2 separate regions of the Homo sapiens genome follow, and region 1 is linked to region 2. Evidence: read pairs that join two places in POLR2A ChIA-PET (ENCODE). Cell type or tissue: Panc1. All regions are shown on one strand. Each heading gives the region's core, and the rest is flanking DNA. Links, peaks and the distances in the headings are about the cores only.

Evidence for each region. ChIA-PET counts read pairs that join two places held together with the same protein. Peaks named below come from ENCODE experiments on the same cell type or tissue, not always from the same donor. Only the 100,000 strongest peaks of a DNase experiment are listed, where the experiment ranks them.
Region 1: POLR2A ChIA-PET joins it to region 2 with 6 read pairs; 3 of 35 experiments call an interaction of 5 or more read pairs at or near these places.

Annotation. Positions count from the first base shown.
Region 1 is chr4:37,626,080-37,631,464 of GRCh38, reverse strand. RELL1 (RELT like 1) reads left to right here. Exons shown (of 7, transcript NM_001085400.2): 6 at 1-80. The coding sequence ends at 77. Among named protein-coding and RNA genes, the nearest start is that of RELL1, 58 kb to the left of the region's middle. In Panc1, for the core only: no CTCF peak of the experiment used is centred there; a DNase peak (open chromatin) is centred at 2,262.
Region 2 is chr4:37,740,214-37,745,598 of GRCh38, reverse strand. No RefSeq gene overlaps it. Among named protein-coding and RNA genes, the nearest start is that of RELL1, 57 kb to the right of the region's middle. In Panc1, for the core only: no CTCF peak of the experiment used is centred there; no DNase peak of the experiment used is centred there.

The DNA.
Region 1 (5,385 bases), core at 131-5,130, 110 kb after region 2:
CTGTTAGTGGGGCTGAAACCGTCAATGGGGAGGTGCCGGCAACACCTGTGAAGAGAGAACGCAGTGGCACAGAGTAGCAGGTGAGCCGTGGTTTTGGTGACATTGGGGGCAGAGTGGTGCAGGGTGAGGAGAAGGTACTTGGAGCCTCCCAGGTGCTGTGGCAGCATAGGAATGGTATTTGACAGGGAAGTGGGAGAGCTTTCCTTGACCCAGGAAGACTGAGGGGGACTGAACATGATTACTTGTCTGCCTAGAGCTTCTTGTAAAGAAGTCACAAACTTAGTGCCTCCAGGGGCTTGGCCTGTGTGATAATGAGGATAGAGGATTACTTGTGAGGCAATGTGGCATGGTGGGGATTGTGGCAAACTAGAATTCACATCACCCACCATATAGGGCTTGCATTACCACGAGGCAGAAAGCACCTAGTGTTGCTGCATCTTCTTACGCAAAAAAAGACAAAATCCAGACTTCTAAAATGTAAAATCACTGATTTTCGATATTGGCAGCTTACTTTTTTTTTTTTAAACAACCATGCAGGCCAAATGACTTGTAATCTTGTCACCATTTTTAGGTAAACTGTGACTTGAAAAAGTCTGGAGCAAACAAACCAATGCTTTTTCCTTTTATTCTGTTGGAAACCAGTTTTCTTTGTGTCACAGTTCTGAAACCTCAATACGAATATTTCTCTTCCCACCAAATATTTTGAGGCAATTGAAAAGCCACAGTGATTTATTTCTTGATTTGGCAATTTTAATTTTGCAAGACACTGCTTAAAAAAAAAACAACACGCAGCTGGGCACGGTGGCTCACGCCTGTAATCCCATGTAATCCCAGCACTTTGGGAGGCCGAGGCAGGCGGATCATGAGGTCAGGAGATCGAGACAATCCTGGCTAACATGGTGAAACCCTGTCTCTACTAAAAAATACAAAAAAGTAGCCGGGCGTAGTGGTGGGCACCTGTAGTCCCAGCTACTCAGGAGGCTGAGGCAGGAGAATGGCGTGAACCCGGGAGGCGGAGCTTGCAGTGAGCCGAGATCACGCCACTGCACTCCAGCCTGGGCGACAGAGCGAGACTCGGTCTCAAAAAAAAAAAAAAAAAAAAAAAAAACCACACACACACGCACCAGAACCCTGTGATAAATTGATAGTGGCTTAACTTTCATCTTAACTCCTTTATTTCTGTTCCGGCTTGAGTGGTATTTATCCTTTCCATGTTTCTTATCCCTTGTAAAAGAGCAACGGTGACGATTTGGGAGGGATCATGCCCTAAGTGCTCCATGGAACCATCAGAGCCTGAACATGAAGGCAGAAGAGTTTACACTTACATAGGGAAGGGAGGGCGGGCAATGGGGGAGAGGTCAGGCAGGGACACAGCAAAACTGACATGAACCCTGGAGTCAGACTGCCAGGTTCAAGCTCCAGTGTGCCACTCACTAACCCTGGGACCTGGGCAAGATACTTGAGCTTTCTATGCCTCACTGGAAATTGGAAGTGGTGCTCTTTGCCTCAGGGGCGGGAGTGAGATTTCCATGAAGTTGCACGTGTGAAGGCAGGGCCTGGCACGTGGGAAATGCTCCGTCCATGCTACTGATTATTACCATGTGATTCATTCATTTTTGGTCGGTGTGGCTGAGTGGAGGAGAGATGTGGCTTTTGGGTGAAGCTTCTCTGATAATCTGCCGGGCTCAGAGGGTTGAAGGTGCTCTGGAAGCAATCTGGAACAACTCTGTGCACCTAAATTTTCTGAGACATAGGGACTCTGATCATTTTCTAGTGTTAGTTAGCCCTCGCGGTTTTGCCTGTGGGGAGATCTGGCGTCTCTTCCTGAGTTTAGGAGCAGAATAGGAGCCTTCTTAAAGAGAGAAACAGTACAGAAAAGTCTACCATTGGCTTCTCAGCCAGTTACTGGTGACCTTAGGGAAGGGAGTCAAGAGGAATTTAAGAAGAGGATGATGAAGATGGGTAATAACAGCAGCTAACGTTAATTCAATATTCTAGTCTTCTAGGCATGGTACTGATGTGTTTCTCACATGTCATCATTATAAACCTCTCCAAATGGGGTTAGTACTATGATCATAGTTTTACAGATGAGGAAACTGATGAATGGGAAAGGTGAGTTACATGTTGAAGGTCATATAGCTGGAAAGAGGAGCATTCTGATTAAGGTCAGTGAAGGACTTGGCTATCTGGGAAGAGAAGCATCTGGCTATTCAAGTCTTAGGTGAGGAAGGCCCAGCCAGCTTAGCTGCAAAGAAAGTATGGGTCATAAGGACAGGCTGAGTATGAGTCATCAACTGGGCAGTGAGTTGAGAGATGGAGCCGATTGCACCAGAAGACCTGGCTTGCCCTCGATTAGGAACTGCAAGATGATCCTCTTGTCAGACTCACCTCTGATTAGAGCTTGGCTAACTAGTGCCATGGCTGATTTTGGCCACCACTGCCCAGAGAGCGGTACTCTAGATCTGGGAAGGTTAGAAGGAATTAGGATTGCTCAGCTGGTTTTTTTGGCCCGAATCTGTCTGATTCTGATTATAGAAATTTGGTCCAAGCATCTGAAGTCCTGACCACATTTAACTGATTTACAATGAGATATTCTCTGCACAGCACACTGTTATTCAACAGGATTATATAAACGAGGATTGGATTTGATCAGAAGACATGGGTGCAAATCTGAGCTTCACAATTTGGACATTGTACTTAACTGCCCTACCCCTGGTTTCCTTGAACGTGAAATAAGGTATTAAATTCATTGTTTTAATCCAAGAGCCAAGAGAAAGTCTGGAATGTAGTTGGTTCTCAGTAGAAGGTAGTCATATTGTGTTGTGCTGCTCAAATCACAATGAGCACGAGTGGCCTTCAAAGGGTGACGTGTTTTCCGAGCCTCCAACTTGTTGTAATTGATTTTCAAATTAAAAATTAATTCTTCGTTATGAAAAATTTTAAACTCAAAAGTAGAATAGTATCATGGATGTCCATGATCCATGGAGTAAATTAATTATAATACCTACAGTTTTTTGGGTATTCTGTACTTGGGCATGCTTTGAAAGGCACATTCCGTGTATTAGCTAATTTCTGTAATCCTCGCCACGGCAGTCTATAGGTGCTAGTACCCCATTTTGCAGATGAAGGTCTTAAGCACAGAGAGTTTAAACAACTTGTTTAGAGATACCAGCAAGAATGTGATAGAGTTAGACTTGAACCTGGGCAGCCTTGCTTCAGGTGTCACAGACTTCATTCAACTGGGTCCAAGACGAGCAGGTCCCATGAGTAGAGCCTGCTCAGATTGAGACCTGCTGGGTGGCCCTATCTGATTACCCCAATGAAGTATAGGCCCTGAAAAAGGAAGGAAGGGAATATTCATTGGTGTTTTAAAAATTATGTATTCATTAAAATTTTTCTTGCAGTTTTTTTTCTTTTCAAATCTCATCCCCCCAAAAAAAGTATGTTTGGGACATTTAACATGACTTGATTTTCCAACTAGAAAAATTCTGAAAATTTTACTTCTGGGCCAGACTCTCTGGTTCTAGACGAAGCCAGAAGATCTGCACTGGAATGCAGCTAGTGAAGCAGGAGAGGAGTGCTATGTGTCTCTTCTACAATCTGATACAGTCTTTAGAGTTGTATTTTTTCCTGAAAGAGGTTTTTGCTCAAATTTGGATTTTTAGCCAAACAATTTTACTGCAATGTTTTGTTTTATTGTAGAACAGACTCAAATATTCAAATACAAATGCATATCCACTTATTGGTTAGGTTTCTTTTTTTATTTCTTTTGTTTAAGGTGTTTGTTACCAGAAACTAAACTTATATTCTAAATAGAATGTTATCAAGACTGTGGCAGGATTTCTCTCTCTCCCTTCTGGTTCCTTCTCCCTTTAAAACCCCAAATCTGATGTTGGGCATGGCCTCCCCATTCGTCTAACCCTGCTTTGTTGGTCTGAGTTCTTGTTTGTGGCTACATCTAACTTGCCCTCTTGCCCTCTGCCTGATTTATTTTGGCAATGCGGTTAAAATGGTCTTTTTTCTGCAGAAAATGTGTTTTGGTTTCTCCTGAGAAGAATAAGCTTTTGTTCTTCAAAGTTAAATAAATTGAATTGCTTTCAGCCTCCAAATGCCACTGCCTTGTCTTCATTGTCACTGGTCTTTGGCTTTTTAAAAATGATCCTGTCCTAAGCATTCTGTGTCGCATGTTTCTGAAGTCTGCCCTCTTTTGTTCCATTCGCTGATAGTGTCCTGTTGGAAACATTGATTTAGTAAGTTTACATAACCATACTTTAAAATTTTTTATTGAAAATTAATCAGATTTTAATGGACACATGAAAGTTGCATATATTTATCATGTGCAATGTAATGTTTTCAAATGTGTGTACACTGCGATGGCTAAATTGAGCTAATGAACGTATGCATTGCCACACATACTTATAATTTTTTTGCGTGGTGAGAACACTCCAAATCTACTCTCTTAGCAATTTTTAAGAATATGATACATTGTTATTAACTGCAGTCACCATGTTGTACAATAGATCTCTTGAAATTATTTATCCCCTCTAACTAAAATTTTGTGTCTTTTGACCAACCCCTCCCCCGCCCCTACCTCTAACCACCTTTCTTCTCTCTGCTTCTATGAGTTCAACTTTTTTTAGATTCCACATGTAAGTGAGATGACGTGGTATTTGTCGTTCTGTGCCTGGCTTATTTCACTCAATGTAATGTGCTCCAGGTTTATCCATTTTATCTTCAATGACAGGATTTCCTTCTTTTTTTCTGGCCGAACAGTGTTTCATTATGTATCTATACTACATTTTATTCATTCATATGTTCAGGGACTCTTAGGAAGATTCCATATCTTGGCTATTGGGATAATGCAGCAGTGGACATGGCAGTACAGATATCTCTTTGACATACTGATTTCAGTACCTCTGGATATGTACTGAGAAGTGGGATTGTTGGATCATATGGTAGTTCTATTTTTAATTTGTTTGTTTGTTTTCTGAGACAGAGTCTCACTCTCGCCCAGGTTGCAATGCAGTGGGACAATCTCGGCTCACTGCAGCCTCTGCCTCCCGGGTTCAGACGATTCTCCTGCCACAGCCTCCTGAGTAGCTGGGATTGCAGATGCAAGCCACCACACCTGGCTAACTTTTGTATTTTTAGGAGAGACAGGGTTTCATCATGTTGGCCAGGCTGATCTTGAACTCCTGATCTCAAGTGATCCACCTGCCTCGGCCTCCCAAAGTGCTTGGATTACAGGTGCAAGCCACTGTGCCCGGTCTATTTTTAATTTTTGTTAGTGACCTGCGTACTGTTTTCCATGATGACTGTAATAATGTATATTCCCACTAACAGTATGCAAGAATTTCTTTTTCTCCACATCCCCATCAGCACTTT
Region 2 (5,385 bases), core at 324-5,323:
GCTTCCTGTACGACGTGTGGCATTATGAGCCATTAAACCTCTTTTCTTTATAAATTACCCAGCAATGCGAGAATAGACTAATACAGCAGGGAAAAGTCAGTGGGGCTGGTGGGCAACTGGTAGGAGATTCAGGGGTTGCCAGATGCAAATTTTCTAATTTTGTGGTGTCTAAGTGTTCTATGACTTCTGTATTCTAATGTTCATTTCCCTCACAATAGCTGCTTCTATAGGAGACTGAGAGATGACTCTTTTGAATCAGTTTCAAATTCCAGACCTGAGACTAAATAGCCCTGTGACCCTCTACTGGTAACTTGGTTGCTAAAGGATTTTGTATTTATTTCTGTCAACGTAAGATAATTTCTGATTTAGCTACCTCCCATATGGGGTTATTTTACACATCAAATGATGTAGGAAAAGTACTTCTCAATTTCTGGGTGAGGTTTGCATGTGTATTATTTTGAAAAAAGAAATCCATCAAACATATGTTAGTGATTAATGAAAGTATTTAAATTATTTAAGTGGAGTTCATACATCTAAAACTTTAATTAAAATTTTTCTATTAGCAGGTGATATGAATAATTAACATTTGTTACTTAATCAGAGGAAAGTTTCTCCCACTGAATTTTTAATAAAACATCCAAACTATGAATATCTCATCTTTCACCTCCAGTTCTTGCTGATTATGATAGCCCATTAATATTAGAAAGCATCTCTCTCAAAACCAATTGTTTTTCTTGAGAACCTTGTCATTTCTTTTTTACATCAAATTCAAGTATCTACTCTTTTTTCAATGGCGCCATCTCAGTTTACTGCAACCTCTGCCTCCTGGGTCCAAGTGATTCTCCTGCCTCAGCCTCCAGAGTAGCTGGGATTTACAGGTGCCCACCACCACACTTGGCTAATTTTTTGTATTTTTAGCAGAGACGGGGTTTCACAATGTTGGTCAGGCTGGTCTTCAACTCCTGACCTCAGGTGATCCACCCGCCATGGCCTCCTGAAGTGCCAGGATTACAGGCATAAGACACTATGCCTGGCCCGACACCTCTTTCTTATAAGTACCCTTTAGTGCAGCTGAACAGGGAAGGGAAACACATATCACCCTGTTGATTGGTCTCACTGTAAATGATGACAATTGACTGTAACGGAACCCGTTAGTGTGCCTCTGCCCCTCCAGATGACTATTTGTACCTGCTGTCTCTTCCAACAGCTCCTCACTCTAGGCTCAATCTCTGGAACTGGCTTTCTAAATCACTAAGAAATTAGAAGCCACCCGAAGAGAACTTGCTGTGTGTCAGCACACCTGTCCCTGCCCATTCACTCCACCTGCTCTCCTGTTGCAGCAAGGAACACCTGTGTTTCTCACCAAGGCCAACCTGTCACTTGTCTGCTATTCCCCATCCCTTCTCTTCTACTTAAGAACTTTGTTCTAGGAATTCTTTTTCTCTCCTGGATTGGCAAAAGTTCTCCCCAAATCCATTGAGCCCCTGCTATATAAACATACTATTATTTCTCATCTTAAATATGAAAAAGAACCCAATCTTTTTTGACCCCACTCCCTCTTCAGGTACTAACCTATTTTTCTCCTTCTCTTTGTTTTTTGTTAAATTAAATTAAATTAAATTAAATTTTATCTTTAGAGATGGGGTCTCACTCTATTGCCCAGGCTGGAGTTCAGTGACATGATCACGGCTCACTGAAGCCTCAAATTCCTGGGCTCAAGCAATCCTCCTTCCTCAGTCTCCCAAGTAGCTGGAACCACAGGCATGTGATACCATTCCTAGCTAATTTTTAATTATGTTAGAGAAAGGTCTTGCCATGTGGCCTAGGCAGGTCTTGAACTTTTGTGCTCAAGCAATCCTGCTGCTTCAGCCTACTCAGTAGCTGGGATTCCAGGCACAAGCCACCATGCTTGGCAACTCTCCTTTCCTTTAAAGCAAGTTTAGTATTGAAGATGTCCAGCTGCTGACTCTTAAACCCACTGAAATCAGGCTTCATCCCACCATGCCATCAAATCTGCTCCTGTCTAGGCAGCAGTGACTTCCACTTGTGGCCAAATCTGATGGGCAATTCCCAGTCCTATCCTAACATAACCTGTCATCAGCACTTGATGATTGTTACTCTCTGCTTCTTAAACCCTAACTCTGCCTGGCCTCTGGGGCACCACCCCCATCCTCCAATCTCCATCACCCATCCCATTTCCTGGCTCATTCCAAGTCAGCCACACTGGTCTTCTTGCAGCTCCAGGGGCAAGCCCGGAATAATCTCATCTCAGGGCTTTTTATCCAATGCATTTTCCTGGGATGCTTTTCCCTGGATATCTACATACCTTTTGCCCTCCCTTCCTTCACCTCCCCACCACTCTACTGCTTTACTTTTCTCCTTAACACATACCATCATCTCATCTACTATATGTTTTACAGATTTATATTTTTATTATCTACTTCACCCACTATATCCACAAAGGCAGGAATTTTTGTCTTTTTCATTCACAGCTCTATCCCCAGTTCCTAGAATAGTGCCTGGCACATAATAGATACTCAATAAATATTTGTTAAATAAACCCTTTATTATTTAAAACACTTGGACAAACATTTTTGTATAGCTGACATTTTATCTAGTATTAATAAGTTCATGTCTATTTGGATGTTATTAGACTTTGAAGAACAATCATAGGCCAGGTACTCTGGCTTACACCTATAATCCCAACATTTTCAGAGGCTGAAGTGAGAGAATTGCTTGAGCCCAGGACTTCGAGATCAACCTGGGCAACAGAGTGAGACACCATCTCTACAAAAAAAAAATAGCTGGGTGTGGTGGTGTGCACCTGTAGTCTCAGCTACTTGGGAGGCTGAGGCAGGAGGATCACTTGAGCCTGGGAGGTTGAGGGTGCAGTGAGTCATGATTGCATCACTGCACTCCAGCATGGGAGACAGAGTGAGACCCTGTCTCACAGAAAAAAAAAGAAAGATAAAAGAAAAAAAAAAAAACAATCAGAAATGCTACGAATGCCCAAATTGAGAGTATATCTATGTATTTGTTTTAGTTGAGAGCTTAGTTTTTGCCAGATATTTTATTTGAATTAACTCTTTTAATCCTTATTTTAAAGTATTTAAAATACTTTAAAGAAGGTATTATTCCCATTTTATAACAAAGGAAATAGGCTTTAGAAAAATGATATAAATTGCCCAAGGACACCTGCTGGTAGGTAATAGGGCTGGCCTTTGGGCACAGGCTGTCTGAGTGACTGAAACTCCACATTCCACACACTATTTACATTAGTCATGGCCAGGAATGACTGCTCAGAAATTAGCTGAGCAACTGTATTTTCATTATTTATCTTCATATAGTTCTGATGCACATATACATAGTTCTAAAACAGTCTCAGACAAATTGAAACTGAGAGTTCAGGTTGCTGCTTTATTCTACAGACATCTAAGTTCCTGCGTTATGTGAGACCCTGAGCTGGGCTCCCCATAGGATTTGTAGGCAAATGTTAGGGATGTATTGGCATTCTTGCCTTGCCCTTAAAAATATTCCCTCATCCAAAATGTGCTCATCAACCACAGCCCGTGTAAATATCACAACATCACCCTCTCTATTAAGCCTAAAGTTACTTCTTTCTTCTCTGAACCATGAGAATAATTTATAACTCTCTTGTGGCTCCAACCTTACAATGATTTGATTTGATCCATAGTCATATGTATATGTATCATTCCTGCAATATAGACTGTCAACCAGTGAGTAGGGACCATGTCACACATCTGTGTCTCCCACGGCACTGAGTGTAGGAGCCCAACTTGTGCATAAGGAATGAACCCTGGACTCATGTTGTGACCTTCAGCCTTTCCTTCACTCAGTAACTATCAAATACCAACCCTGGGACAGGACCTATCCTAGGTATGGGGGAATATAGCAGTGGACAAGAAAACCAAGCCACTTTTCGATGTAGCCGCACTCTAGTGGATGAAGATGAACACTGAAAACACACATAATGAGAAATGCTTTGCGGAGACTTAAAGAAAGATTTGAGAGGGACTGAGTGACTCCTTTGAACTGGATGTTGAATAAAGTCCCTCCTTGAAGGACATTTAAATGGAGTCTGAGGATGAGAAGGAAGCAACTTCTTCGAGAATTGGAGGCAGAGAGTTCCAGATGGAGAGAACAGCAAGTGCATAGACCTCGGATGCCAGTGAGCCTGAAGAGCTCGAGAAATGGAACGGGGAGGCGGCACATGGTGGCGTATGCCTATAGTCCCAGCAACTTGGGAGGCTGAGGTGGGAGGATGGCTTGAGTTCAGAAGTTTGAGGTCAGCCTGGACAACATAGCAAGACCCCATCTCTTAATATAAAAGACATACAAACAAAAGAAATAAAAAGGGAGCCAACGTGGCTAAAACTAAGCGAGTAAGGGAAAGCAGGAAAGTAGATACATAACAGCTGATAGTTGAGAAGCTACTTTATTTTTCAAAAATACATTAATTCTGGAGAATACTGCAGACGCCATTACTTGGTAAGAAAGAGTCATGTTGTCATTTTAAAGACAGTTTCTTGCCTGCTGCATCATAGTTTAGAATCTACTATTATGTTATTTATACAACAGCTAGATGATCTAACAAGCCAAGACCTTATCAATAACTACAGCACAAAGAAACATTTTCAGAGACCAGCAAATTCTCGGTGTATTTCTGTGTGGCACACTGTGCCAAATGCTGTTCCATGTTGTCACTTCAGATTTCATTAACTGCAGGGAGTGGTGGCAATCATTGAAATTAACTTGTTAACGCACACTTTCCCTTGCAGATTATCTGAGTTCGGTTAACTGCTTGGAGGGGAGCTGCTCACATCGTTGTCTGCACAGTGCTGATCTGTGAACTATCTGTTACCTATCTGCTGGGACAGAAATCAAGAGGAAGCAAGCAGAAACTTTTAGAATGGAATCCAAGCACGTAATCAATGTTAACAGGTGTGGCTTTTGGTTTAAATTTTGTATACAAGAATGTCCTGATGACAATGACAGGACACCATTTTGCAGTAGTTGCTCTAATTAAGAGCACACTCTATTTCCTTCATCAAGAAAGTCTTGCATGAAGAAAATGTGTCAGCTGGACTAAACAGTATGCTTAGTGAGGTAAGAAATATTGTGAATGATGTAGAGGCTAATGTGTTAAATTCAAAGGGATTTTCTTTATTGTTTTATAATATAAAGGCTGATCACAAACAACCCTGAATGCATACTGAGATGTGATTGTTACTGAGGGGAAAATTCTGTTGAGGATGTTTAAACTGTAAAATGAACTTTTGGTATTTCTGCAAGATAAAAAACCAGTTTCCCAACTTTTAAAAGGTATAAATCCAGATTTTGTTGTTGTCTGATATCTTCACATTT